Linked DNA regions of Homo sapiens: region 2 is linked to region 1. The links are chromatin contacts, found by Hi-C in ENCODE. All regions are on one chromosome and are shown on one strand. Each heading gives the region's core, a stretch centred on a gene start or an enhancer-like site at or near the end of the contact. The rest is flanking DNA. Distances are from core to core; before and after follow the strand shown.

What was found. Hi-C counts contacts between places; a loop is a spot of excess contacts on that map. Pooled maps may share reads with other maps.
Region 2: a map of PC-3 shows a loop between it and region 1 (12-fold over the local background). The contact joins two enhancer-like sites. A Hi-C loop is called at or near these places in 3 of 168 maps with a recorded cell type or tissue (PC-3, endothelial cell of umbilical vein and mammary epithelial cell), 3 of 37 single-sample maps with no recorded cell type and 9 of 50 pooled maps.

Annotation. Positions count from the first base shown.
Region 1 is chr3:108,477,995-108,480,905 of GRCh38, forward strand. The region is part of intron 11 of MYH15 (myosin heavy chain 15); the gene reads right to left. Among named protein-coding and RNA genes, the nearest start is that of MYH15, 31 kb to the right of the region's middle. Within about 2 kb of position 1,442, at least 2 of the 41 ENCODE cell types and tissues checked have a DNase peak (open chromatin) inside an H3K27ac peak, as active enhancers do.
Region 2 is chr3:108,344,273-108,347,183 of GRCh38, forward strand. All of the region lies in intron 2 of HHLA2 (HHLA2 member of B7 family), which reads left to right. Among named protein-coding and RNA genes, the nearest start is that of HHLA2, 49 kb to the left of the region's middle. Within about 2 kb of position 1,364, at least 3 of the 41 ENCODE cell types and tissues checked have a DNase peak (open chromatin) inside an H3K27ac peak, as active enhancers do.

The sequences.
Region 1 (2,911 bases), core at 192-2,691:
TTAAAGGAATTTGGAGATATGCTAGTATGTCTGGCATAGTCATTCTGTTGAATAATGTCTTATAATAGAAGGTAATGCAGCCTTTCTTTAATTCACTAAAGAAAAAAAAAGCTGCAAATTTTCCAGAGCAATAATCACGAACAGAAAATAAAGTAAAAACAAAACACAATTAGAGAGCTCTATCTCGTCTGTATTAGCAATATCAATTTCCTTTTCACAGCCTTTAAAATGTTTACAAGGCTTAAAATGTTTGAAATGTTTGATTTTCTTATAAACTAAAATCAATATATATAATACATACATTGCTACAAGTTACATACCTACTTTATGTTAGTTTATTTGCAGTGATAATAGCCTGGGTACTTGGTTGCTATGAAACCTTTCAAAACACAAAGCCTATTTGGAAAAATAAATGAAAATCAAAGGTAGAGCAGACATGCCCATCCTATACTGAGATGTGCCTGCTAACAGTGCCAGGTTTGGCGGCAAAAGCTTGATAATTTCAAATTGAGAATCCAGTATGTCAAATCATAGACTTTTTGAACTGAAAGAGACTTTATAGAGTATCTAATCCAATGTGAAAATATTTAAAAGACGGGAAGAAATACAATGTGCCTGGCAACCTGAGTGGAGATGAACAGTAACCAACAATGTGAAAAACAATTTTCCAGTATCTGTCCAGGTTTAAAAAAAAAAAAAGAGAAACATTTGTTTTTTCTAAGCTTTGGAAGCATGAAGAGAGATAATACAGGTAATAATAGTCTCAAAGAATAGTTCCCCATGCCGAGTCTTCATATATCCTTTTTCCAGTGTTAAGCACAGTCCTTTGAGTCTATTTTTATCCATGAACAAAAGAAATTCAGATTCTCTGAGGAGTATCCCACCTTAAGCTTAACAGAAATAGCATCTAACATTACAGGATTATTTGTCACTTACTCCAGAGATAGTTGAGTATCTACAGACAGGACTAGTGTACCCTGGATTTACTCCAGAGATTTACATTATACATCACATATGTTCTCTGTTTTGGGGGGAAAGAGGAAACAATAGAGGTCATCATGTTCCAAAAAGTAAATTACTTCATTTGCACTAAATGTTTACAGTTTGCAACCAAGATGAAAATGGCGTAAATCTATGACTAAATGCCCATCTGACATTCAGGAACTACTGTTGTAAAGATAGCAATATGTGTAAACATATTTTAATCATATTCCCAAATAGGCTTTATGAAATTCCCACCCATAAGCATCAGTTCCTTCAGGACCTTGTGAATGAACCCATGGACTTCAATTAGGCTGCATGATCTTACCTGGGAGAGGTAACATTTAGCTAGAGAGGTGGTTCTCAAGCATCAGTGTGTATTGGAATAGCCTGGAGAGCTAATCAAAGATTAAACAACAGGCTCCCTGAAGCAGGTTAGGGGCTGGGCCGCTCTAGTTTTATCGTGTTACCCAGGTGATTCTGATACACATACAAGTTTGAGAACAAAGTTGTTATTGTGGTAGTCCTCAACTTTGACTGCACACTGGGGTCCCTGGCAAGTTGTAAAAACAAATACTGATGCCTGAAATTCACCCACAGAAATCTGGCTTGTCTGGCTTGGGTAAGGCCTGAGCTTCAGGATTTTAAAAGTTCCCCAGCGATTCTGTTGAGCAGCCAAGTTTGCAAACTACTGTCTAGAGAATAATAACCAGGTTTCGTAAGTTTATTTTGAAATCAGGAAGATGGAAAGAACAAAGTATGACTTCACCTGAAAACAGGTAAAAAGGTAGAGAAACTCAAAAAGGAATCTTTTCCAAATTTCCAATTCTGTCCCAGTTCAGTCCCATCTGCAAATAACCAGATATGAAAGAATGAAGCAAAATCCAGTTTTGTCAGTCTACAGGGGTTATGATAAAGATATTAATCTCTTTTATGGAAGGTTATAATACAATTTTTGAGCTGTTCATATTTCATTAATTTATTAAACAAAGTTAACTGAGCATTTGCTATGTGTAAGCCCTGATGCTAGATAATGTAATAAGAAGATAAATAAACAAGGCAAAAATCCCTGGCATCAAGAAATTATAATCTATGAGAGTAAATAAGACATGGGAAAAAATAGTATGTCAGTAAAACAACTGCATAAGAGACACACAAATCGAGTATCACAAAACTGTGAAGTAGGGAAAGAGCCCTTCTGGACTGCATGACTGGGGAAGGATTAAAAAAGAAACAACATTCAATCTGAGCCTTGAAGGATGACAAGAGTTTTTGTAGGCAAATATGGGAGAAGAAGAGTTTCCTTAACAATGAACAGCACGACTTGAAGCCACAGGCGTTGAAGAGTACAAGGTATGGTCAAAGAAGAGGTTGTAACCCAGAGGGACTGGACTACGATACCAGGGAGTGAGTGAGAAACTGAGAAAAGCGGGTGACTTCTGGTCGCAGAAGACATCTAATGCCGCTATAACATATTAATTAAAGAATGGGGAAATGTTAAAGGAGCTGTAAGCAGAGAAATGACATAATTAGAGTCATGCTTTAGGATGCTTAATTTTGGAAATGTGCAAGACAGACCAGAGTAGGAAGTTTTAAAGTACAGAGTGAACCCATTGCAGAATGCTGAAGTGTGAGATGCTGAAGCTCCAAATTTGTAATGAGAAAGGGAGAAAGAGAGACTGAGAAATATGACTAGGAGGTTTCCAGTCTGAGAAGTAGAAAGAAGAACAATACCATAAATATGAATAGAAATGCCAATAGGAAGACATCACTTAGGGGAGAAGATGATGGACTTTTAGCCATGCAGAGTTTAGGATACTAGAAAATATGCAGCTGAGAGTTGGAAATATGGAGTTGGAACTCAAGAAAGAGGCAAAGGCTAAGATGCCCCTTTGGGTTTGGGTGCCCTTCCCCGTTCCTTCTTCTCCAT
Region 2 (2,911 bases), core at 114-2,613, 130 kb before region 1:
GGCCAGAGACCTTTGCATTCAAATATGTACAAAAAAGTCCAGTTCCTCCTAGGCTCTACAATTGGCTTTGAATCTTTTGCCATTGTCTCTCCCACACCTAATACAATAACTGATTTTTTTTCATCTTTGTTGTGACTTGCTTTTATTTAGCTTTTCCAAAGCATTCATCTTATTCAATTAGTCATTGAAGATAGACCAGGTTTGGTCTTGTCCTCCCATTTAATCAATTAACATAACATTTTGTTAAATTATTTGATGATAACCCACTGAACTGCAGGGGGTAGAAGTGTACAGAAAGAGTGCACTGGCTTTCCAGAAGCACTTGGTGTGCCATGGGCATCTAGCAATATGTTTTACAGAGAAAAAGGTGACTAAGAAGTCCTTGGCCTCACATGTGCACATGTTCAACACTAACTTTATTTAATGGAGTTTTGTTCAATTGCTCACTACCTTGATGTATTCGACAAAATGCCTGCTGTCTGCCGTGTTAACCCTGGCAATTTCTTTTGTCTGTTTTCTTGGCTTTGCAGCATTCTTGCTAAACAACAACAACAACAACAAAACCCCACTCTGTCTAGCTATATTCTTTCTGATATAGAGAGCTATTAAGGAGGATTATATTATCTACCCATTTGACAAGAAGAAACATTTCGTGATTGAAGGCTGAGCTGGAAAATGGTCCCTGGAAGCAGGAGTAGTTCCCTGGACTTTACCCCACCTTGTGTAATGTGGATTCCTATTCAAGTGCTTCATCCTGGGCTCTGCTTCCAGGGAACCAACCCCTCCCAAGATGGGGAATTGAGGGCAAGTAAAGAGAGCAGTGTTCTCATTAACTGTATGAAAGCTGTAAGGAAGATTGAGAAGGAGGATGACACAGAGAAAGATGCTAAGAAAAAAATGTGGCTTCAGGTGAAGGCTCAGCCTGAACCCAAGGGAGCTCTGGGCTACAGGATGTTTCTTGCCTTGAAGCCACCACTGGGGCAGGGAGTTGCAAAGCAACATAACCTGAGAACTGCAGCTTCCATCATCCAAGTACAATCCTCCAAAGAAGGCTGAAGTTATGTGAGCAGGTAGCAGCAGCTAAGCAACACATGTGTGAAAACTAAATTGATAAAAGCAGTAAAAGGGGATCTTTGTAGGTGATTAACTGCAAATTCACAGAATATCAGATAGTAAATGTGTGGTATTGTTAAAATAACTACTTTTATTGGACCCAATTTACGAGCCTCCCTAAATTTTCTGGGTTTCTCTTGTCTCTTGGGCCCTCAACTGGTTAGACAAAAAGAGACCAGCCCCAATTTCCAAATGTCACCAGCTGACCCGTCTCCTCTGGGAAAGCCAACTTCAACATGTCCTCTATTATGCCTTCCTCCTTGGGAAGTGCAGCAGCTGCAGAATCCAGACATGACCCAAGGAAACACACAGACTGCGGTTTCACCTTTCACCTGTTTCCAGACTCAAACACAAAGCATCATACAGTTAAAATGCCACACAGTAAGGCATGGCATTTGGCTTTCGTAGTGCTTTTCCCAAGGGGCCATAGGCACAACCAGGAAGAGCATAGGAGCTAATGCCAATGGGGAAAACTTTAACCACTGGGGGGCAACTTATAGATAAATTCCTTTTTGCTCTCTTCCTCTGATGGATTGTTTTGAGCTGCTGTGGTTCTGTGGAGCATGTCTAGAGATTGTCCCTTGTGACTGAGCAGGTGGCTCTATTTTCCATTCTGAATCTGTGGCTGGCAAAGCAAGCACCACCTAGTATCTGTTTTCCATTCTTCCTTGTTTCACTTCCCCTTTTCCCTCACTCTTCCTGCCCTGCAATTGCACCTCCTCACCTCCCCCAAAACGTTAGCACATAATCTTAGCTTGATTTCCAAAATCAAAAATAAAAACACACCAAAACAGAACCGAAGGCAAAGACAGCACCCCTAGAGATCAAAGTTTCAGTACATGTACAAATCCCCTAAATGGTGGGATTTCACTGTGAAACATCAGGAGAGATATTTTGAGTAAAGAGAGGGTAATCCTGAAATTGTTCTTTTGTTCTTTTTCTGTCTAAACAGTCAATCTTATTAAAATCTAAGTGGATGCTAAGGAACATCCCCAGGATGCTACAAAGAGTTTTCCTTTGTTAAGACGTCTTTTACAAACTAGCTCGGTGTCATGAGCACTGTGGTGAGGCACAGAAAGTAAAAACAATGCAGAGGAGAATGTAGCAACCTAGAAGCTGCTTTTCCTCAAAGGAGTGCAGAACATTCATGAACTGGCATAATGATGAGAGTGATGCAAAACATTCTTATGTTTCAAAAAAGAGAATTGACCTGTTCTTGTGGCTCTGGTCAGATTGAGACCAGCAGTTATGAGGCCAGGACTAGTCTTTTAAAAAATATATTGACAGATAACATTATATGTTTTTATCGTGTACAACATGATATTGTGAAGTACACATACATTGTGAAATGGTTTTGAGCGTTACTAATGTGCAGGCTAGAGAATCTGTCCCAACTGCAAGTGATGTTTGCATCATCATGTCACAATTAGTACTGATGGCTGTGGTCAATTTAGTCTGGAGCTATTAAGATGGGTATGGGGGAGCTGTTCTGTTTTCGCTATTTTATGCTTGTAGAAATGGCCTCAATTTTCTCTTCTGTCTGATTAGTCTTAGCATATGGATTTCTTTTTTGCCATATTCTATTGCAGAGGCTGCCTCTCTCTGCCTTTCTCCCTCACATCTGGAATCCAGCCAAAAGTACCAGAACAAGATGCTTCTCACATTTGGGCCCTTTTGTAAGGGTGCTGATTGCAACTTGGGCAACTTCAGTATAATCTAAGGTGGAAGCTTTCTGCTGCTTTTGGGGAAAAAAATAAGTGTCTAAAAATAAAACCTAGGCATAAAAATAGGGCCAAAT